3 separate regions of the Homo sapiens genome follow, and all the other regions are linked to region 1. A link is a loop called in an ENCODE intact Hi-C map of the cell type or tissue named here. Cell type or tissue: PC-3. All regions are shown on one strand.

Evidence for each region. A loop is a pair of places that touch in the nucleus more often than their neighbours do. Peaks named below come from ENCODE experiments on the same cell type or tissue, not always from the same donor. Only the 100,000 strongest peaks of a DNase experiment are listed, where the experiment ranks them.
Region 2: it touches region 1 in a loop (2.8-fold over the local background); 2 of 110 quality-filtered maps call a loop at or near these places.
Region 3: a loop joins it to region 1, with 2.8 times the contacts of the local background. A loop is called at or near these places in 2 of 110 quality-filtered maps.

Annotation. Positions count from the first base shown.
Region 1 is chr5:40,980,269-40,988,268 of GRCh38, forward strand. It overlaps C7 (complement C7), which reads left to right. Exons shown (of 18, transcript NM_000587.4): 18 at 1,124-4,375. The coding sequence ends at 1,305. Among named protein-coding and RNA genes, the nearest start is that of C7, 75 kb to the left of the region's middle. In PC-3, no CTCF peak of the experiment used is centred here; DNase peaks (open chromatin) are centred at 3,713 and 4,853; H3K27ac peaks cover 2,451 bases.
Region 2 is chr5:41,114,867-41,122,866 of GRCh38, forward strand. The region is part of intron 5 of LOC105374739 (a long non-coding RNA gene); the gene reads left to right. Among named protein-coding and RNA genes, the nearest start is that of MROH2B, 48 kb to the left of the region's middle. RefSeq lists enhancers at 7,144-8,000, 7,393-7,894, 7,895-8,000. In PC-3, a CTCF peak has its summit at 3,520 (motif pointing left); no DNase peak of the experiment used is centred here.
Region 3 is chr5:41,407,787-41,415,786 of GRCh38, forward strand. All of the region lies in intron 1 of PLCXD3 (phosphatidylinositol specific phospholipase C X domain containing 3), which reads right to left. It overlaps LOC105374740 (a long non-coding RNA gene), which reads left to right. Exons shown (of 2, transcript XR_925950.3): 2 at 1,193-1,399. Among named protein-coding and RNA genes, the nearest start is that of PLCXD3, 99 kb to the right of the region's middle. In PC-3, a CTCF peak has its summit at 3,150 (motif pointing left); DNase peaks (open chromatin) are centred at 1,055, 6,965 and 7,625; H3K4me3 peaks cover 156 bases; H3K27ac peaks cover 5,105 bases.

The DNA of each region.
Region 1 (8,000 bases):
TAAAAGGAGGTATCACTTGCCATAAATACTAGGTAACTATAAAAGTTATATGTAATGGAACTAAATAAAGTTGTGGACTCTAGCCAGATACTGGTCCAACATTGACTATGCTGTTTCTCTGTGAGTTTAGCAAGTGTTAGAGGGGTGTTAAAAACATACTAGCACCAAGCTGACACTTTCTTCTAGAAGTAATCAGACGGATTTGAAGAGAATAAAAGAAGAAGTTACTTTCTCACGTTGTGATTCAATATTTGCTAACACTATGTTTAAGTAGTACTTACAGTGATCTTGAACTCCCCCAAGAGCACAGCAAACCTCCCATGATTTGGGCAGTACTATGAAAGTGGAATGGCTGGGTCTCCAGAGCCAAGTCACTGTCTGGGCTTCCCTATCTGTAAATTTAGGAGCTGGACTCTATGACTTGTAAGGTCTCTGTCGTCTCTTCACTCTCTGCCCTCCTGGCCTGTACCCGCTGGCACCTGTCCCCTCACTCCCTCAAGGTTTGCAGCACAGACTGATGACATACATATGTGACTCTAGCCATGTCTGGGTCACTTTTGGTTAGGTGGTCACCATTGTCTGCTGGCTGACCTTGTTACTCATCTTTGGAAGACTCCTGGCTGGTGTATTCCAACCATGGACTTTCCATGCACAGACTCCTTGCCTCCTTAACTCATTTCTGGTTTGTTTTTTGGGATTTGTAGCCTTTTGCATGCCATGCTCTCTCTCAAAGCAAGTTAAGTTCTCTTTTTTTCTCTCTCTCTTTGTTTGAGTCTTGACTTGGTTCTTTGTTGAGGGCTTCTCATTTGACCTCAGTTGCTGGCTTATATGGACAGCAGCATGTATGTAGGAGATAGTTGAAGAGCTCTTGACTTGGATAAAACCACCCCATGTGGTCTAACCAATATAAAGCCTGCTACCAACCTCAAAACCTATTTCTTTGGAGTGGAGCAAAATGCCCCAATTTCCTGGTCCTACTGCTTTTCCAGGGGATAATTTATTATGTCATTCCAGGCAGGAGCTTCTACAGCTCTGATCACCACATTATTACTTTGGAGGTGATGTTCTTTGACTCCCCGACCTCCACAATGTACCATTAAGCCTCTTTCACTTACTTTTCCAGCTGAGAGCAGCAAATGTGTCTGCCGAGAAGCATCGGAGTGCGAGGAAGAAGGGTTTAGCATTTGTGTGGAAGTGAACGGCAAGGAGCAGACGATGTCTGAGTGTGAGGCGGGCGCTCTGAGATGCAGAGGGCAGAGCATCTCTGTCACCAGCATAAGGCCTTGTGCTGCGGAAACCCAGTAGGCTCCTGGAGGCCCTGGTCAGCTTGCTTGGAATCCAGCAGGCAGCTGGGGCTGAGTGAAAACATCTGCACAACTGGGCACTGGACAGCTTTTCCTTCTTCTCCAGTGTCTACCTTCCTCCTCAACTCCCAGCCATCTGTATAAACACAATCCTTTGTTCTCCCAAATCTGAATCGAATTACTCTTTTGCCTCCTTTTTAATGTCAGTAAGGATATGAGCCTTTGCACAGGCTGGCTGCGTGTTCTTGAAATAGGTGTTACCTTCTCTGGGCCTTGGTTTTTTAAAATCTGTAAAATTAGAGGATTGCACTAGAGAAACTTGAATGCTCCATTCAGGCCTATCATTTTATTAAGTATGATTGACACAGCCCATGGGCCAGAACACACTCTACAAAATGACTAGGATAACAGAAAGAACGTGATCTCCTGATTAGAGAGGGTGGTTTTCCTCAATGGAACCAAATATAAAGAGGACTTGAACAAAAATGACAGATACAAACTATTTCTATCCTGAGTAGTAATCTCACACTTCATCCTATAGAGTCAACCACCACAGATAGGAATTCCTTATTCTTTTTTTAATTTTTTTAAGACAGAGTCTCACTTTGTTGCCCAGGCTGGAGCGCAGTGGGGTGATCTCATCTCCCTGCAACCTCCGCCTCCTGGGTTCAAGCGATTCTTGTGCCTCAGCTTCCCAAGCAGCTGGGATTACAGGTGCCCGCCACCACGCCCAGCTAATTTTTGCATTTTTAGTAGAGATGGGGTTTCACCATGTTGGCCACGCTCGTCTCCAACTCCTGACCTCAGGTAATCCGCCTGCCTTGGCCTCCCAAAGTGCTGGGATTACAGACATGAACCACCACGCCTGGCTGGAATACTTACTCTTGTCGGGAGATTGAACCACTAAAATGTTAGAGCAGAATTCATTATGCTGTGGTCACAGGGGTGTCTTGTCTGAGAACAAATACAATTCAGTCTTCTCTTTGGGGTTTTAGTATGTGTCAAACATAGGACTGGAAGTTTGCCCCTGTTCTTTTTTCTTTTGAAAGAACATCAGTTCATGCCTGAGGCATGAGTGACTGTGCATTTGAGAATAGTTTTCCCTATTCTGTGGATACAGTCCCAGAGTTTTCAGGGAGTACACAGGTAGATTAGTTTGAAGCATTGACCTTTTATTTATTCCTTATTTCTCTTTCATCAAAACAAAACAGCAGCTGTGGGAGGAGAAATGAGAGGGCTTAAATGAAATTTAAAATAAGCTATATTATACAAATACTATCTCTGTATTGTTCTGACCCTGGTAAATATATTTCAAAACTTCAGATGACAAGGATTAGAACACTCATTAAAGATGCTATTCTTCAGAATTGTTTCATTTGTATGATGTTTCATTTTAGAGAAGATTTTCATGATGAATGGTTAATGTGTTCTTGCCTGAAGTTTTATGTCTGATCCAGATCTAGCTTTTTGTATCAAAGTGTGCCCTAAGGGAAGATGCAGATATAATATGTTGAAGTTACAAGGAGGCAGGTTTCAATTGGTTAAAAACAATGACATTCAGACATTGCAACTGCATTTGTTAGCGGTTATTACAGAGTTAATTTCTACCCTGGATGGGAGGACACATTTGAACATGCTAGGCCTGGATGCAGACCCTGAGACAAAAGGTTGAACAAGTAATTCATTTGGAAGGAAATACCTCAGTATCCTTCCAATAATTTCTCCTCTTAGCTTAAGCTAGTATGGAGTTAGATTCCTACCGCTTATGTATCACCATGCCCCCTTCCTAAATAATACAGAGGATATGGTCAGCATTATCACATATCATCAGAGATTGAGGTTTGAAAGAAAGGAAATGAGTAGATGTAACTAAGAGGTTTGAGAAAGGAATTTCAGCAGAGTTATTGAAGGAGAAGTCAAGGAGAGGAGAAGGAGAGGAGCAGTGAATGTTGTCGTGAAGAGGTGTTGTCTTGAAATACTGTATTTTTTTCCTCCTTTTCTTTTCTGAACATTCTTGTGCTGACCTTTCCTCTAGTCCAACAGAGGCATTCACAATTGCCTGTGGAGAATTAGGATTGTCGCAGCAGGTCAGCAAGGAGAAAGTCATTTTTAAGATTAAATTTTTAAAAATGTTTTGAAACTTCCAAAATAAGTTCTTGAACACCTATGGAGAGGCTTTGAGGAAAGTTAAGGGAATGATTTTATACCACAAAAATAAATGGAAAAAGAATAAAGACTGTGAGAATTCCATCTTCCTGCCCTTTCCTGTGCCTCAGATCAGGTGAGGGTCATCTGGGTTAGAAGGGGATAGAGCCTTGGAGGAGGCAGAGGGCAGAAAGCATTGCTGAGATTAGAGTCATTTGGCCCTCAGAAGGAACAGACAAAGAGAAGGAAATTGGCTGGTGCATTAATCATCACTAGCTTCAGGGAGCTATGTGGAGGCCAAGGCACATCCTACAGATCATCGCTTACCACTCATGAGGACGCTACAAGTTACCTGGGCAGAGAAGGTGCCTGAGAATATTTCCTAATCGTTTTGAGAAGTGCCTTCCTGTGACATCTTATGTATTTCCTAATTGATCAAAAGTAGTGCTGCTTCTCTAAGCCCTGAGATTTAATGAGCCCCATTCAAACTGTTATTAATGTAACCTTCTTTCCCAGTGCAGGATGACTTGTAATCACCTTGAAAGAGAAGGAGGGTTCTTCGTATTCAGGTAGGGTATGGTAGGGATGTGGAGTGCCAAGCAGGAAATCTGACAAGTGACCCCCGGAACTTTGGATTACCTAGCAACTAGCCAGGTAACTGGCTAATCTGATTGAGGGTTGCCCTCTTTGCTGGGCAGATCATGGCTAATCTCAGCTTCACATGAGTCTTGTGAACCATCTAGTTGTTTTGTAACTGCTAAGAGCTGCAAGTGCTGAGCAGCTGGTTTATACAGCATTCCCTGAAACAGCCTAGTATGTGTCCATTTATGTGCCCGGCTTATTATGTGTCCACTTATGTGTCCAATTAGTAATCACTTTTTCTTTCGGTCAAGGTATGTGTATTAATCAATATTTTTTGAACCCGTCCTGTCTCAGTCTGTTTTATGCTGTTATAACAGAATATCACCAACTGGGTAATTTATAATGAGCATAAATTTATTTGGCTGCTGGTTCTGAAGGCTGGGAAGTCCATGAGCATGGTGCTGGCATCTGGCAGGGCCTTCATGCTGCATCATCCTATGGCAAAACGTGGAAGGGCAAGAGAGAGCAAGAGGAAGCAGGGGCTGAACTCGTTTTTATAACAAAAGCACCCTCATGATAACTAACCCATTCCCGTTACAACAACACAATCCATTCATAGCAGCAGAGACCTCATGTCCTAATCACTTCTTATGAAGGCTTGCCTCCCAACACGTGCATTGGAGGTTAAGTTTCCAACACATGAACTTTGGGAAACACATGCAAACCACGGCACCATGGTTTATCATTATTCTGTATTTTCTTTATGTTCCTATTCACATTTCTTATACACACATACTCACCCACCACAGGCATTTGGATTATTTGGAGATAATACACACATACTCACACATAATACACACAAACTTACTCACTTATACACACATACTCACCCACCACAGGCATTTGGATTATTTTCACAGCATAATAGCTAGTGGAAGTGGTCATCATCATAAACTTGAAGAAAACTTAAGATATTGCATACTTTGGGCACAAGATGAAGTGGGTATTCAGGGGTATCCAATACTTCTCTTTCTCTTCTCTGAAGTAGAGCGGATAGACAAAGAAGAGAAGAGAAAAGAAAAGGGGAGGCAGGAGAGATAGAAAGAGAGAGATAAATTGGGCCATTCTTAGTATGGGATTGGCAGAACTGAGTAGCCATACCAGTCCACTGAGATTTTTCTTCCTTGATGGACTAGTTAAAGCGTACTCAATACTTGTGTTAGAAACAGAATGGCTTGTTTCTTTCTCAGAACACTAAGCCAGAAAAGCGACATCAGTAGGAGGCAATTTCCATTAATGTCTGAGAAAACAGGTTTATGCCTGCCTTTCAATTACCTTGGACTTTCAGGCCATTCACACATTTGTGGACGAGAAAGCTGATGCCATGATAGGAGCCCCTGCTGTGACAACCAAAGCACCTACAATTTGTCTTTTTATTTATTCCTGTCAGGCTGTGAAGGCAAAGCTCTAGATTTACATTCAAGATATCAATCACATAGAAAAATTTGCTTCCTCAGCCAGGGGTTAACAAGACCAGATGGAAAGACTGCCGTTGTTTGAAAGGGGTGGGCTGGAGGTGAGAAGGTGGGCAAGAGAAGAAAACATGAAAATGTTCTTTTCAATTCATAGGCTGAGGACAATTTCCTGTGAAAAGACAAACATAGGAACTGCTCTGTTATCACTGTTATTTCCATGCATCTCTATGAGAGGAGACTTGCACTGAATTCCAGGGAAGGGGACTTAGTTATACGGCAGATCAATGATGTCCAAGACAGAGAAACATTGACTGAAAAACGAAGCACATGCGATGTTGGCTTGAGGGTCTATTACAAAATAATCAGCTGCCCTAGTCAACTGGGAACACAGAGAGGTCAAGGAATTTTCAGCAACAGTAAAATATAATTTTCTTATTAAAGAAAAAGTTTTGCCTGGCATCCCTAAGAGAAAATGGATTAACATGAAAGGCTTAGGATTGGTGTATCATTAGGCCATATACAACCCACGTGTGCATTATGACAGTATTTAATAAGGGGCCACAACTGAACTCTAAGTCCAGAAACTCTTTTTTGCACAGGTAGCACCAAGAGCAACTCCTGAAGTCAGGCATTATATAAAGCTGTATTCAAGCCCACTGACTGGACCCCCTTGTGACCCTATAGAATTAAGCAGCTTTGGTATGATGATAATGAGCCTTCCAAAGTATCTTGAGTCTCTTAATAATGTAATGATTGGCTGTTTAGCATGGACATGGGCACAGATTCATTAAATGTGGCAGAGAAAGGCACTTTTGAGGAAATCTGGTTCCCAAATCCCCTATAGCTTGGTGAAAATAGTGACTTATCCTCATTGCTCAGTACACTGGCTGTATATGCTCAATAAAATGTCCATTTTACAGTCACTTTCCACAGTCTCACAGCTAGTTAGCAGAAAGTCTAGTCTTAAAAAATCTCTTTATCTCCCAGAGTAGAGCTCATCCTGTTTCACTCTAGCACTGGCCCCTTTACTGTCTTGTAGACCTTGCGGATATTGTATGCTAGTCGTGTCTTGCCAGACAGCAGCATAGTTAAATGAGTCGTGTAGGGGTGGTTTCTTGCTATAGCTAGAGTGCTAGTATTATGAAATGTCAGCATAGACTTAAATAGGCAAGACATTTCTTTTGTTCCATGAGTAGTATGATCCTCCTAATTATCTTCCTTCCTTGTTTTGAATATAGATGGAGGTTTCCTGTAACCTTCCCTGTGGAGCATTGATTGAGGGTAGGGAAGTTGAAAATTGTGGTAGACAAGGAGCCAGAAGGCTTAAGGAGGAAGCTTAGCAATTACTGAGATCTAAACAATGTTGACAAATAGGCCTAAGTTTTGGAAAAGTTGATCTTGGGACTTTGGCTTATGAAGAGACTGCTAGTCCTGCTTCTAACAGTGGAGGTGACTGGAGCTAACAGTTCTTTTGGATGTATACTGGGAATTATAATCTTGCAATAAACATTCTTTCCAATTTAGATGGGAGAAAGGAGGGGACTGTCTTAGTTGGTTCAGGTCTCTATAACAGAATACCACAGACTGGGTGGCTTAAACAACATTTATTTTTCACAGTTCTGTAGGCTGGAAAGTCCAAGATGACAAATTTAGTGTCTATCAGGGGCCTGCTTCCTAGTTTGCAGATGGCCACCTTTTCTCTGTGTCCTCACATGGTGGACAAAGAGGGAGCTCTGGTCTCTTACTCTCCTTATCAGGGCACTAACATCATCAAAAGGGCCCCACCCTCATGACCTCATCTATACCTAATATCCCCCAAAGAATCTACCTCCAAATACCATTGCATTGGGAATTAAAGCTTTAACATATGAATGGGTGGGGTGACACAAATATTCAGTCTGTAGTAGAGACTGTGAACTGGTGTGATTTTTTGGGTGAAACTGTTGCTTCATTCAGTGGGTTTCTGAGGAATTTTGCTTCAAAAGCTTGCCCTTTGGCAATCCTGGCAAGTAATGCAAAGAGATCAAACTAAATTTATAAATCAGATATATTGTGTCTGCAGATGCTGGGGAGACACTTTTCTCTCATATTGAAATAGCAGTGCCTCAAAGATCTAATACAGGAGCTCAGCAACGTAGGCTGGAATTACCATCTCTTCTGAGACAGAACACTGGTCCTCAATCTTCAGATGTGTAATGCAAAGACTTGAATACCAGAAAAGAGCAATGTTAACATTTAAAGCTAAAACTTCAGTAGTGCTTATCATGTGCCAGTAAATGCTGCTAGTTGCCTAGTTCCTTGCTTCTTATGAGTGGTTGATCAGAAATATCCAATGCAGATATTTCGTTTATCTCTATTACCAGTTCATGCCATGGTGTGTAAGTGCTTTCTTTACTACTGGAAATAGAGTCATTAGCATCTTTAAACTCAGATCCAAATCAGAAAACTTGTCCTTGAAATTCTGTTTCTCTAGAACCACTCTCAGTACATAAAT
Region 2 (8,000 bases), 130 kb after region 1:
TTTCTTTATGTTCTTTCAAAATATAATTTTATTGTCTTTGGCTTCTACTAGTTCTGTCTAGAAATCAGCTGTGAGGTTAATTTGTTAATTAAAAGGTTAATTCCTTTGAAGGGTTTTTTTTTTTTTTTTTTTTTTTTTTTTTTTTTTTTTGCTTTACAGCTTTCAAGTTTTTGTTTTTGTTTTTTATTTTGTTTTTGTTTTTTATTTTGTTTTTTTTCTGTCTGGTTTTTAACTGCTTGACCATGATGAACCTACATGTGGTTTAATTCTAGTTCAGCATTATTCCTAGGGTGTAGCTCTATAAAATTTCAATCAAAACCATGTGGTATTTCTTAGGGATCTTCTTTGTGTGTGATCATTGAACTCAAATTTTTGTAGCCTCATGAATTGCTGTAAAGCTCCGCTCAGCTTCTCGGCCCTCAGCTGCCATTTTCAGAGTTGGCAATTCCCTTAAGGGGAAGAGCTTAGCTCTCTGGGCCTCTTTCCTCTGCTTAGACGGTGGCACCCCAGATCTTCACTTTCTTGGGACTTTTCTTATGCTTTTACATAAACTAAAAAAAAATTCCATACTTCTGAGTTGTTCTCAGTTGGAAGGATAATCTGAAAAACCTGTTGCCAGAAGCAGATTCCTATGTGAAGCACTCAGAGCAGTGTGCAGCTCCATGGAAACATCACTCTTACCACAATACAACTCAGCGGTGTGGATTTACTTTAATTTGTTCTGTTGTGCACCAATAATTTTCCTCCTGATGACTTCTGTTTTTCTTTAATTCAGCAAAATTTTCAACCATGTTCTCTGTTCTTTCATTTGGGAACAATTATGAGGTATATGTTGGAGTTTCTTAATCTATTCTCCTTATTTCGTATCTCTAAGTTTTTTTTTTTCTTTATCCTCTATATTTTGTTTTGGGTACATTCCTAACTACTATCCTCCAGTTCACCAATTCTCTCATCAGTTGGATTTTTATCCTAACCTTTCTTGTTTCAGTGATTGTATTTTTCATTTCTATGATTTTAGTTTTCCTCTAGCTCTACTTATTCTTGATTCATATCTTCCTGTCTTTGCTCCATAATTATTGATTTTACTTTTGGAAATGAGAGTAAGACTCAGGGGGGTGAAGGGAAGTCCACAAAGGAATCTCCAGCATTTGGCAGCATTTTTTTTTTCTCTTAAGGTGTTTGCTAATGCCAGTGTCTAGAAATTGAGAAGCTAAGTAGAGTTTCAGTGATTTAATGGTGCTCAGGCAAAAATTGCCGTTTCCCCCTATATTTTCCTCAGTGATTTGTTGTATTAAATAAGTCAGTCAACTTTAGTGACAAAAGTACTCAATATATTTTAGCTGCCATTATTTTGTGTCAATATTGTTATCATTTTTATTATATTTCTTTTCCTCCTCCTCATAACTAGAGGATTTTAAAGTCCCTCTTAGAAGAATGCTTTAATATTTGCTATTATTCTAGAGTAATTTCTCCTGTCTTTTGATCTTTATGATGCTCATTGTTCTCATGCGCTTGGAAATTTTCATTTCCAGGTTCATCTTGTGTAGAATTTATGTGTATGTTTATGTACACATGTATGTGTTTTTCCCTCCTTTTTCCCTGCACATATCTCTATGTTTGTATGTTACAACTGCCTTTGCCCAGTGTGCTGAAATCCTCAGCTTGGAATCAGACCTTATTTTGGTGGCATGGGTGTGTGATCCTGAAGCATTATGAGAGTCATTTCCTAAGTCAGCAGGTTTGCTTGACCCAAGTTTGGAATCTTAACTGTTGATACTCTCTCTAGCATGGATGGACCTTTTTATAAAGACTTTGGCCATGGCAAGGAGCCCCGGTCACCACTGGATTCATGTTACAAAACTCACCCTGATGTCTAAAATGTGTTTGGGGTTTATGGTTTCTAATCAACCACCTAGAAATTGATCACCTACATATTTGTTCTGGATTGATCTGGAAGCTCACGTGGTCTGGGGTCCTAACCCAACTTAATTATTTCTGATTTATGAATGTCTAGTTAATATCATCTTAAGCACAAATACAACTTCCAAAATATATGCACATATTTTGTCATTGCTATGGGTAGATAATAAAGTTGTTTATTTAATGGGTAATCTTATAATACTACTTTGACTAGAATCAAATATTGCTATTATTATCAGTGGAAACAGTAGTAACAGTAGAAGTAATAGTGGTAATTATTGCAGTATTGGTTCACACTAAGCTTGTCATCACCTAAAAGTCTCAGATTTTTTAATATGAATTATTGTAAAGTCAGTGTTTGATTTCTTATATGCGCACAATTTTGGTGTACACTCATATATTTTTGTAAGCAGAAGGGGGCAAGCTACCAAATTCAGTTGGGAAGCCATCCAGCTAAAATATTTCTTGACAGTTTTGTAATTTCTGAATTACAAATTAAGAATAAGTTAAGAATTAAGCATATAATCCAGGCATTTAGTCAAAGGCAAGTACATGGATCCCTGCTAAATTTGGTTCTATATTAATATATTTAGAAATTACAAACTGTTAAGAAATATTTTAGCTGGATGGCTTCCCAACTGAAACATAAACAATTAAACATTTTCTTTAAGCAAAAGTAATTTCATGGAATAGATGTAAAATAGTTTCTTCTGTGTCAATTTTTTTCCCCAAAGGTTTCTTGTTAAATACCCATATGATAAAATTGCTGGCAGCTTCTTCTTTGTGTTCATCCTTTTCTTCCTCTTTCTATTGTTTCTTCCCTCTGTGATGAGGTTGAGGATTCCTAGCATCATATCTTTAGGGAAAAATAAATGTATCAGGCAAGATAATCCCATTAATTAATTTGGATTTTAGTTGTAAAGTATTGTATTAATCATAATCCCTGCATTGCAATACATTTTGATCATTAGTTCAGCTAGGTGTGGCCCTCTTTTAGTTCTTCGTTTATGGAATAAAATTTGGACTTCTATTTTAAATATAAATATTCATGTAATTAGAAACACATTGCCGCCCGGGTGCAGTGGCTCATGCCTATAATCCCAGCACTTTGGGAGGCAAAGGCAGGTGGATCACCTGAGGTCAGGAGTTTGAGACCAGATTGGCCAACATGGAGAAACCCCATCTCTACTAAAAATACAAAAATTAGCTGGGCATGATTGTGCACGCCTGTAATCCCGGCTACTAGGGAGGCTGAGGCCGGAGAATCGCTTGAACCCAGGAGGGGAAGGTTGCAGTAAGCTGAGATTGAGCCACTGCACTCCAGCCTGGGTGACAGAGTGAGGCTCTGTCTCAAAAAGAAAAAAAAAAAAAAAAAGGAAAAAGAAACACATTGCCATTTTCAATAAGTGGTTAAGCAAAAAGAGAGTACTTAGACAGGAATTGCCTATCTTTTGCTTATGCTCAAAGGCAAAATAACATGGTACCAAACATATTTGCATCTAATTAGCAGGTAAACTGTATATAATAATCTGTTTTAGTTTCACCAAGAAAGTGGTTGAAAATATTTTAAAAATTGAATTTGGATGCCTCCTGGTGGTATATACACTGCAGGTTCATCAAAGGATGCCCCCACCCCATTCTCTATCATCATACAACTTGATCTTTATCCATCTTAGGTTTCCTATCTCTGAAAACATTTTCATTTGCTACCTATGTTGAAAGCCACAGAATTAGTTAGTTGACCACGCTTGGAAACTGGACTTCTAAACGCAAATTCTTCGTGTGTGTTGTCTTTAAAATACGTACAGATGTAATACTACTGAACACAATTCCTAAAGAAAAGTTAATTTAGTATGCTAGAGAGTACTGGACTAAGAGTCAGGAGACCTATATTCTAGTCCTTGTTTTTTTTTTTTTGTTTTTTTTTTGTGACATATTCTTGGTGCGAAGCCCAGGCTGAAGTGCAATGGCATAAACTCGGCTCACTGTAACCTCCACTTCCTGGGTACAAGTGATTCTCCTGCCTCAGCCTCCTGAGTAGCTGGGACTACAGGTGCATGCCACTAAGCCTGGCTAATTTTTGTATTTTTAGTAGAGACGGGATTTCACCATATTGGCCAGTCTGGTCTCGAACTTCCAACCTCAAGTGATCCACCTGCCTTGGCCTTCTGAAGTGCTGGGATTATAGGCATGTGCCACCACGCCCGGCCTCTAGTCCTTGTTTTGCTACTAGCTAGTTAGTAATCTTAGGAAAACCTCTGAACTTCAGTGGGACTTTCCTTTTGCTTCCTATTCTATTTTACTACCAATCTACTACATCTTGCTGAACCAGCAACCTGAGAGTTACCTTTGATGGCTTTCTTTTTCCAGTCAATTACATTCAATCCATCAGAAAGTCGTGTTGGTTCTACCTCCAAAATATATTTTGAATCCTCTACAACAATCCCAGTCCAAAGTACCATCATCTCTCACCTAGATAAGAGTTACAGCTCCTTACATGGTTTTCTTGATTCTGCTTTTTAAAATGTAAACTGGGTTATTTTACTTTCTTACTTAAAACCATGACTTAGAATTAAAAAAAATATATATATTTTTTACCATGACCTAGAAGGCTCTACATGATCAACTCTTGCCTATTTCTTTAGTCTTGTATCTCACTTGCTTATATGGTCTAGCTACATTAGCCTTATTTCCTTCTTCTTTTTTTTTTAATAGTCTGGAACATAATAATCATAGGTATTTTAATGTCCTATTTCTTTTTTTTTTTTTTGATTTTGGAAAGAATTTTTTTTTTTTTTGAGACAGAGTCACGTGCCATCGCCAGGCTGGAGTGCAGTGGCACGGTCTCAGCTCACTGCAACCTCTTCCTCCCGGTTCAAGCAATTCTCCTGCCTCAGCCTCAAGAGTAACTGGGACTACAGGCATGTGCCACCACGGCCGGCTAATTTTCATATTTTTAGTAGAGACGGGATTTTGCCATGTTGGCCAGGATGGTCTTGATCTCTTGATGTCACGATCTGCCTGCCTTGGTCTCCCAAAGTGCTAGGATTGCAGGCATGAGCCACCATGCCTGGCCGATTTTGGAAAGAATTTAATATATTCTTTATTGTTAAGTGTACTCGATGCTGCACTTCTGCAGTCAAATGCTCTACCCTTGAGCTATACCCACAGCAATGCTGGACTTCTGAAACAACAATTATGCTTCAGCATAATAGCATATTCTACATAAATTCTGTTCATGATGCTTGTTCCTCTGATTTGCCTGGAATCGATGAATCATGTTCCAAGCACTCTTCTAGGCACTAAGGATACACGGCAGTGAATAAAGTTGAATGCCTGGTAGGGAAGTCAATAAACAATCCAGTAAATACAGTATATGTCGGGCAAGTACAAGGGAGAATACAGCAAGCAATGGGTCTAAGGAAGCTTTCTTTCTCTCCTCTGTACTTCCATACTGCCTTGTGTGGTGGCTCCAAGCTTTGGGCACCATGTCTTTTCTGTGCTGGCACAGCACCTAGCACTGAGTGGTTGCTTAGGAAATGTTTGTAAAATGAAGGAATTCACTTCTTTGTTCCCCATTCAACAAACCTTTCCCGAGTCTAGGCCCAACAGCTTAAATGGGCTGGAAGGCCAATGAGGTTCGAAACTCGGAGGCAGCCAGTTGCGGTGGCTCACACCTGTCATCCCAGCATTTTTAGAGGCCAAGGAGGGAGGATCCCTTGAGGCCAGGAGTTTGAGACCAGCCTGGGCAACAAAGTGAGACCCCCGTCTCTACAAAAAGAAAGAAACCCAGAGGAGATCACACAGGTGAGAGTGCTTTATAAAATTTAAAAATGAAAATTGTTCTAGAGAAATAATAATGCAACAGAGGCCAGAACCCCAGGACCTCAGCTTCCATGAGGCTGTGGGGCCAAGGGAGAATCCAGGACCTAAGGCTATGGGCCAGGCACTGGAACCCTAGGCAGGCCCCCGCTTTCCACCACCAGGGACCACATTCGGCCTCGGTCCCCCGGAGGTGCCCAGGGGCACTCACCTAAGCTCGTAGAGGCAGACAGCAGACCGTGACAGCCCGCTACCTCTGGAGGTATACAGGCACCATGTGCCCACCAACCACGTTGCCCTGACAATTCCCTGTTTCTTAACTAATATTTGAGTTACATGACAAGATGGTCTGCATTTATTGTCCAATTTGTTTCTTTTAGTTATTGGTTACACAACTCTTATATGCTCCTGTCTCTTTACATGCCTAGTAATTTTAAATATCAAGTATTATACATTTAAAAAAAGTAGAAGTTCCAGTTGATGTTATTACCCACCAGGGAATTTCAACTCTTCCTTTCACTGGGCAGATAGGGTGTGGAGTCTATCACCTGGACTGTGATGGGTTGAGGCTGGGTTGCAGTATATTTCTAGTTCGCCCTTGTTCTTAGGGCTTGGTCCTCCAGGGTTTTTCATCAAAGAGTCTTTGGGATTTCTTCTCAGTGGTGAAACATGGTAAGAATTTCCACTCTGATTTTGAGACCTTTTTTTAAAAGCAACTTTATTGAGAAATAATTTACAAACGATTACATTCACCTATTTTGAGTGTACAATGGTTTTTAGTGTATTTACAGAGTTGTGCTGCAGCCATCACCAGTCTAATTTTAGATCTTCGGAGAGGTTTTGACTTCACTCTTTAGCCTACCCCATGTACCTTCAGCATTGGCAGATGTCTTAAGAAAATGACTTACTTTATAATGATGCCCCAGAAGTCTTCATTTTTGTCACTCCTGCCCTGTAAAACTGCCAGCTCTGCTGGCTTTTCTGTCCCCAGCAATAGCTCTTTGGTGGGGACCCAGCTTGGATTCTCAGCCTCTAGATTTGCTGACACTCCCATATTGGCAAATGCCCTTGTGAAAAAGTGAATGGAAACCACCAGAGTTATTTCATCACTCTCTCAGGGCTCTAACTTTTTTCTTTTTTTCTTTTTCTCTTTTTTTTTTTTTTTGAGACGAAGTCTCCCTCTGTCACCCAGGCTAGAATGCAGTGGCTCAATCTCGGCTCACTGCATCCTCCACCTCCTGGGTTCAAGCAATTCTCCTGCCTCAGACTCCTGAGCCTCCCAAGTAGCTGGGATTACAGGCGCCCATTACCACACCCAGGTAATTTTTGTATTTTTAGTAGAGACGGGGTTTCACCATGTTGGCTAGGTTGGTCTTGAATTCCTAACCTCGGGTGACCCACCCCCTCTTGGCCTCCCAAAGTGCTGAGATTTCAGGTGTGAGCTACGGTGCCTGGCCGAAGGCCTCCAACTCTTGTGATTTTCCTCCCAGACTTTTTGCTGTTAAGCACTAGGAAAGTACAGGAAAGCCCTGTCTGCTTTTCTGAGGCTTCAGCTTAATGTTTTAGCCTCCCACTCTTCACAACCAAAGATCCCACTGGTTCTGTTACCACTGGGGACTCCGTGCAGGGTCCACAGTCCTCAATTCTTCTCTTCTTGGGAGAAAGAATTTGGCCAAGAGACAGAAGTAGATTTAAGGCAGAAACGAGAGTTTAATGAAGCAAAAAAAAAAAAAAAAAAAAAAAAAGTACACTTGTAAGGAACCAAGAGTGCAGCTCAAAAGATTGAGTGCCCTGCCTGATTGTTAGCTCGGGGCTCTTACAGATTTACTATTTACTGGCTTTTTTCCCCAGACTCTTCTAGTCATCCCTCCCCCAGGCAGGCTGTTGGCCACTGGCGGCAAGCACAGTGTTGCCTCAGTATCTGGGAGGGTCTGCATGCACCCTTTGGTAGTTGAAGTTATGGGCTTGCTCCCCTAGGGCAATTTTCCCATACCAGTGTAGCGCCCCCAGAGGAAGGTCATATATGAGTCAAACTCCGCCAGTTTGCTCCTTACAGACATGTGCATGCCTGGACATGTCCCAGAGGAAGGTCAACGTCTGCCATTTTAAGTTCATATCGGGAAGTTGTTGCTCACAAGTTCAAGGTGTCTCTTGTTTGTTAGGAAATTTTCCCCTCCCTGTCGTCTGCTACCTGACCATTGCTTGGTAGTCACCCTTCAGCCCCCGGGACATTCTTTGGGGCCCTATCCTGACCGGCT
Region 3 (8,000 bases), 430 kb after region 1:
CTTTTCTAAAGAAAGCATCAAGATAGTCATGCTGTGATTTCTCTTTGGGCAAATCTGTATCTTTCATATTGTGTAAAGCCTCCTCCTCAGTACATCTTACAGTGAGCTCATGTAAAGAAAGTTGGTTTCCTTATTTAAGTCTTTTGATCCAATATTCAAGATGCTAAATTTGAGAAGTCCTATTTTACTGATGACTCTGAGGAGTAGAGAAGTTCAGTATTCATCACAATTTTAATCAACTTGCTGGGTCATTTCTTTAAACCAGTAGATGAGCTGACAACGAATCATTTAACAGCATCAATATTCAGATTATTCAGATCAAGAGGCAGAAAAAAAGAGCTTGCTCCCATTGCCATCCATGGTGAAACTATTAAGTCTCTTTCTCATATGAATTTATTTTTAAAGATTATCAGCAGGGCTTCCAGAAAAAGAATTATAAGAGACCCAGGTATTACCAATGCTGCTCTTTCAAGGCCCACACTTTGAATGTGAGGTATTAAGGTAATACAGACATCTTCTTGCTCATCAACTACTCATTACATTGCCTTCTTTCCTGAGCCCTGAGTTTCCTGTGCTTCCACTCTCAGTCTCTTTTCTGACACATACACACATATGCATATACACAAACACACATACATGTTGACACACATACTTCTGCTTATCTGATCTGAGTTGTGATTATATGAGGACATTCTAAGTTTTGGGAGATGTCACAACACCTGTGTTGTTGGTTGAATACTTTCCTGTCACATATAAAAAAATCTGAACTAAACTTTTTTTTAAAACAAAAAGGTTGACAGAACATTTATTAATAAGTTTTGTGATTAATTTTATTTTAATAAACTGTCTGAGGTTATTTAGTTATTAATACTCATAAGAAGAACTCTGGAAGTCAATCCGCACATCTTTATTAAGAAGTCAAACACAAGTCTGTGGCCATAAGAATACGGTGTCGCATAAGTAAGCCTAATTCCTCTTACCCTTGAGGCCACCAAGCTGCATTTTCAAATGTATATATTTCTACATTTGTAACGATCACCCTTCCAAATGTAGTGAGTCAGGGAGAAGGATGAATCAAGGATGACTAAATAATAAGAAAGATGGGGGAGGAAAGTGTCCATAACAGAGATGTGGCAAAGATGAGGAAGAAAAAGAGCAGATTTTATTAACACTATTGCCTTGGCTATTTTAGCAGAACACAGAGAAGAATCCAAAAAGGACATGTCTGTTGGCAAACAACTTGGGAGAGAACCAGAAGTGAACCCAGTTGCTTGTGTCATTATTTTGCCTTAGCCTCCAAGAGCCTGAACAGCCCAAGGAGGACAAGACAGTCTTGACCTAAGGGAAAGATATGCTTTATTTACAAGAAAACATTAAAAAATCTGTTTTGTACAGGAAACTGTCTAGTTCTTTTCCTATTCACTGCCCCCAAAGATGACCTATGAAGCTGGAGAAACTGGATTATCGGGAGCCTTGAGCAGCCTTAAGCCCAGGGTGCTAAGGTCACAAAATGGATCACTCTCCCTTTGCTGGCTGGGCTCCAGCCACAGCAGGCTTTTTTGAGCTTATCAAATATACTAAGCTCATTTCAGCTTAGCCCCTGCACTTGGTAATCCCACTGCCTGCGATACTCTGCCCCTCATTGTGTGCATGGCTAGCACCTTTTCATTCAAGTCTCAGTTTAAATGTCATCTTCTTAAATAAACCTCGTATCTAAAGTATCTAACTCATCCAACCCTCCCCTGCTGCCTGTTAGTCTGTATCACATGATCTAGTGATATTTTCTTCATAGAGTTTATCACTAGCTTCAAGTTTCATTTTATTTAGTTGCATATTTGCTTGTTGTCTATCTCTCCCCACTAGCATTTAAATTCCATGAGAATTAGTATAGAATCTGTCTTGTTCGCTATTGTGCCCTCAACAAAAGGCACTGCCACTAGTACATGAAAGATGTTCCCTAAATATTTGTTGCATGAAATAATATATTTTCATTTCACTAAACCTCAACATCCTCATCTATAAATAGGACTGATATCACTACTTATAAAGATTATAAAATAAGTGATAAGCAGTAAACACAAATTATGCAGACAATATTCAAGAAGTATTAACTTTTATTATCACCATGAATTACAATTTCTACATTATTAACACTGAGAACTAAGTGCCTGGCACAGAGTAGGTTTTCACCAAATGAATGAATGAATGAAAGAATTAATAAGAATTATACTGAGAGATTACAAACAACATGGTTGTCATAAGCTCTCAGAACTAACTCAAAGAAAATACTGCCACAGCCTCTGGGGTACTTTAGATAGATTAATGTCTTCTAAAGCCCCCCTCCTTTTATTTATCTTTTTTTTTTTTTTTTGAGACGGAGTCTCACTCTGTTGCCCAGGCTGGAGTACAGTGGCGTGATCTCGGCTCACTGCAGCCTCCGCCTCCTGGGTTCAAGCAATTCTCCTGCCTCAGCCTCCTGAGTAGCTGGGACTACAGGCGTGCGCCCCCACGCCTGGCTAATTTTTTTTTTGTATTTTTAGTAGAGATGGGGTTTCACCATGTTGGCCGGTATGGTCTTGATCTCCTGACCTCGTGATCTGCCCACTTCAACCTCCCAAAGTGCTGGGATTACAGGTGTGAGCCGCTGTGCCCGTCCCCCGCCCCCCAGCTCCTTTTATGATTCCCTGGACCGTGAATTTCCTGTACCGGATGTCGCAATGCCAAGCCCTGCCAATTCTGGAAGGCTCTGCTCCTTACACATGTGCCGTTTCAGATTCTTACTATTACTGTATGTTCTGATATCCAGGCTCAGCACTGACAGCTGTCCTTCTACCCAGGCCATCTGAAGGAGGCTCAAGTGTAGGGCACCTCACTTTATGGCCACCTTTTTTCCCAGCAGTTTTATCCTTGTGACAAGGACCTAAAACTGAGCATCAACAGCAGCGGTTGAAAGAGAAGCAAACAAAAGTCAGTGCCATATAGAGGTAACGTGCAGCATAAGAAAAGAAAGTTGGGAAAGGAAATGTGGTTGCCACACAGTCAGCCACATCTTCCCTATTCCTCTGTAGCAGCTAATTGTATAAGACGTTGATATCTTTTTTATGCCACCTTCTCCCCCGATTTCTCCACTGGAGCCTCCTGGTGGTGGCAGACCCTGCAGTTTGGGGCAGTCTTGAGTATATGTAACCACAGGAGCAGCTCTTATGTGGGAAGACAGAACACATAGCCTGGGCAAATGGGGGAGGGCAGATTAGATAAAAACAAGTCCATATCACTAAAACCAACTATTCTGAAAGACAATGACTCGATTGTGTTTTCCCTCTAAGAAGAAAACAAATACAAAACCTGGCAAATAAACAGTCTAATTATTAAATTCTCTTAGATTTGAGAACCAAGAAGGCCTCTGAAGCCTATTTACCTTTGTTCTTGTATGTCTGGCACTATTTCTTTTCCTTTTATGAATAAAGAAAATCTGAAATAACACAACATTACCCTTAATCATGTTTGTGCTACAGAAATAACATCTCCTTGAAATACCAGCCTTTGATTCTATGATGCCCTCACCAAACACCACTTCTTGCCAATAGCTGGATCTTTTCTTTATCAAGGGAGTGTTTGAGGGTTGGGGATTATTTCTTTGCTCTTCCTTCCAGTCTCCCTTTCTCTTCCTCTAGCCTTGGGATTTGAGATCTGGATATGTAGAGAATATATTTCCTTTTGCTCTCCAATCTCACAGCAGAGCTGGGATAATAAGAAATGTTTATAAAACTGGCACAAACAAACAAACTGGTTTCTAAAAACTAGAATGTAGGTACCAAGTTGAGCCCATCATAAGATGATTCTGAATAGTATCACCTTCATGCTACATGATATTTGGTCTTATAAATCTTACATGGCATGCAAACATTCCCAAACTCCTTACTCCAAATAATATTTTTATAATTTTATATTTTATAATTTTATAATTTATAATTTATAATATTTTTATAATAGTTTTGGTCATATAGAGTATTGATCATGGATATATATATGTCCATATTGATATCCATATATATATCTCCATATATATGTATCCATATATATATCTCCATATATATGTATCCATATATATATCTCCATATATATGTATCCATATATATATCTCCATATATATGTATCCATATATATGTATCCATATATATATATGTATCCATATATATCCATATCTATCTATCTGTATGTATGTATAGCTGCACCATTTAGAGCACACACAGACACAATCACATTTCTAACAATTGTTTTACTTCTTAAGGAATTTTTTTAGGCCTTTTTAATACACTGAACTGTTTATATTGTCTTCTGATAGGAACTGTTTAGACTGGATTCAAATCGTGGTCAAATTTATACTCTATATTCTTACTCATGTTTGGTCTCTTTAGGAAAAAAATATATACCAAATGCATTGGGTTACAACATCAATGTTTTTCCGTAGTATTACATAGTCTTCAAACATTGTTTAAATGATTGCATTGTGCCGTATATGCTAATAAATACTTTAACAATTCCTTTATAAGTATGTGTTTCGAGTTATCTCTTTTATTAATTATACCGAAATGAAACTCTTCCTATATCTTTTATAATAAATTCTCAGAAATTCAGTAGTCTCATTTATTAGGAGGTGACTTACACCCTTTCTTTACCTTTACTTCATTATTTCTTCCTGTCTTTTCTCAGAGTTGTGTACCTAACTTAAAAGAAGTCAAGGACATGAGAGCTGTTAGTGGGAAATTACAGTGGCAATGTGCTCCTTTGCCACTCGCCCTTGATAATGACCTTCTAATCACATACTGTTTTCAGTCTGCACCCCTCCGCCTCAGAAAACAGGCATTTCTTGTTTCAGCCTTAATGTCTCACATCTTTATTACATTATCTTTTATTGTGTCAGCCTCTACTTCTTATCTGTAGTCACTCAAGATCTTACCTCAAAGAACCCCCTAATGCTAAAAGGACTTGATATTGTCTGGACTTGGTGACATACAATTTAGAGTATACACAGACACAAACACATCTCTAACAGTGCTTTACTTCTTAAGGAAAACTGTAAAGCCTTTCTTTAATTCAACTATTTGTACTGTCTTCTGGTAGGAATTGTTTAGACTGGATTTAAATTGTGGTCAAATTTGCATTCTATATTCCTACTCATGTTTGGTCTCTTAAGGAAAAAAGAAGTAACGACATGACAACCAGTAATTTTCTAATGATCCTAAGTTGAGATCAAAACAAAACAAAGAATAATAATAAACTCTGCCATTTATTGTATTACACTTACTAGAATTATATGTTTAACTTGAGAGTTACCACCAGTTCACAGAAGATTGCAAATAATTTTTTTTTAAATTGCCTACTTACAAGTTACTTATTTTTCTACAAACCAAACAAATACTTTGCAAGTGAATGATGCCAAGATTAGATCATGAAAGTCATAAATTTTGTACAACACAAAGAAAGGATGGCTGCGAGCTGGCTCAATTGCAGTGTCAGACCAGGCAAATCAAGAAGAAATATTAGAACCATTTTGTTTCTGCACTGAACTTGGAAGAGTCATTTCAAATCAAATGAGCAAACATGCATTGAACACCTGCAATGCAACAGGAAATTTGCTAAACACTATGATAGATGTAAAAATAAATATGACTACTTCTGGCCCCAATAAACTCAAACCCAATAAATTTGTGAATGTTTTCAAAAAAATGGTCCTTGCCTTTAGGAACTTTAAATGAAAACTTCTGGCCAATCCTGCCAAAGAGACTGTTATTCCACTTTTCCATTATTTGTTTCTAACAGTCAATGTGCTTGAATTACAGGAGATATGGGTTAACTGGATTAGCTTCTTGGTCATAAAAGTGTTTCTATTATTATTACTAGTTTAGGCAATGGTCATCACACTTATGAGGTGAAAGAAGGGCTTTTAATCTCCCAGTGTGAGTAGGCTTTGATTCTCAGTACAATAAAAATCACCTATATTCTGCACCTTAAAATATGACAAACTAGAGTTTAAAAAAAAATTCTCCCATAAGATACAAATATGTTTTTCAAATATTTATTTTTTAAAATGCACCGCTGAGCTGGTAAGAACATAAGGGCAATTTTCAAGGGTCAAAACCAAACCAAGGAGCAGACAGAATCCAGGTGGGTAAGCCAGACCTGAAGCCTTGGAGGTTCTGATGATATTTACTGATACAAAAATCTAGGACTTTTGAGTTTTTTTAGATACACAGTAGAAAGGTCTGGGCCTAACCAAGCAGTATTCACATAAAGCTAAGACCCACATGCTGTACTATACTATAGCCCAGTGAAACTGAGGCTTCCATACCCCAAAAGAAGTTTTCAAAGCAACTTGTCTGTCTTGGCCTTAGCTCTTGATTGGGATGGGGGAAGAGAGGGAGTAGGCATTTTTTTTTTTTAATTATTTATTATTATTTTTTTGAGATGGAGTTTCGCTCTTGTTGCCCAGGCTGGAGTGCAATGGCGCGATCTCGGCTCACCGCAACCTCCGCCTCACCAGTAGCTGGGATTATAGGTATGCACCACCATGCTCGGCTAATTTTGCATTTTTAGTAGAGACAGGGTTTCTCCATGTTGGTCAGGCTGGTGGAGTAGGCATTATTTTTGATGGAAAAAGAGAAGTAACTAATTAAGAAAGACACTTCTACTGTGGTCTTTAATTGTACTGCGAATATTTTATTTCTTTACCTGTATGATGAATAGGAGGGTGATTATTATATTTGTGTGTCTCTAATATCTCTGAATCAAATAAAAAAGCATAAGTAGCCTGTTACAAATACAGTACTTAACCCTTATTTGCAGTTTTGCCTTCCGCAATTTCAGTTACCCATGCTCAATCACAGCCCAAAAATGTTAAATGGAAAATTCCAGAAATAAACAACTTATAAGTTTTAAATTGTGCACCATTCTGAGTAGCATGATGAAATCTCCTGCTGTCCTGCCAGGGACATGAGTCATCCCTTTGTCCAGTGTATTCACACAGTCTACACTACCCACTCCTTAGTCATTTAGAAACCATCTCAGTTATCAGATCAACTGTCAAGGTGTCACTGGGCTTGTGTTTAAATAACTCTTATTTTATGCGATAATGGCCTGAAAGCTCATGAATAATGATGCTGGTATATTGTTATAATTGTTCCATTTTATTATTAGTTGTTAATTTCTTATTGTGTCTCATTTATAAATTAAACTTTATCACAGGGATGTAGGTATAGGAAAAAACATACTATATGTAGGGTTTGGTACTATTCATAATTTCAAGCATCCACTGGGGATCTTGGAATGTATCCCCTATGGAAAAGGGGATGCTATTGTAAAACCAAAGACATAGATTATTTTTAGATTAAAAAATTCAAGGTATAGCTAATTAAATGACAGGTGAGATTAGAATTCCAGCCTCTCAACACCGAATCCCCTGCTCTTTCTGTACTTTTTAAAAAGAGTGTTTCAAGACCTCCCAGAAGTTTTGTATTTTACTGTGGGATGTGGCTGAGCTCAGTCTCAAGGGTAAGTCATTTTCAGGAAACCTTGTCCCAGACTGGCAAATACTCTGTGTGCTCTTTGGAATAGCTCCAAAACAGGCCATCCACTTTGGTACATCTTTGAATACAATAGTCATCCTGGATCTAGATTAGAAAATCCACTAAGAAATGACTCTCTTGTGTTGGGGTGAAATTTATTGACAGATCCATATGTTTCCTCTGACTATTTAGTTCACAATGACGTTGCCCATTTCTGAATTCTTAGAGCACTTATTATGCATCCTAATCACTTAGATACTTAGTTCCATTCTGCATTTAGTAGGTAAATAGGTTATATCTTCAATGTGACTCAAAGTTCCCCCAAAAAAGAGATTTATTTTGCAGTCCCTACATTGCCAAGAAAATTTAGAATAGGAAGGGATATTATTATCTGCTTGAAACTTCTTATACTACATTTGAGGTAATTTGCCCCTA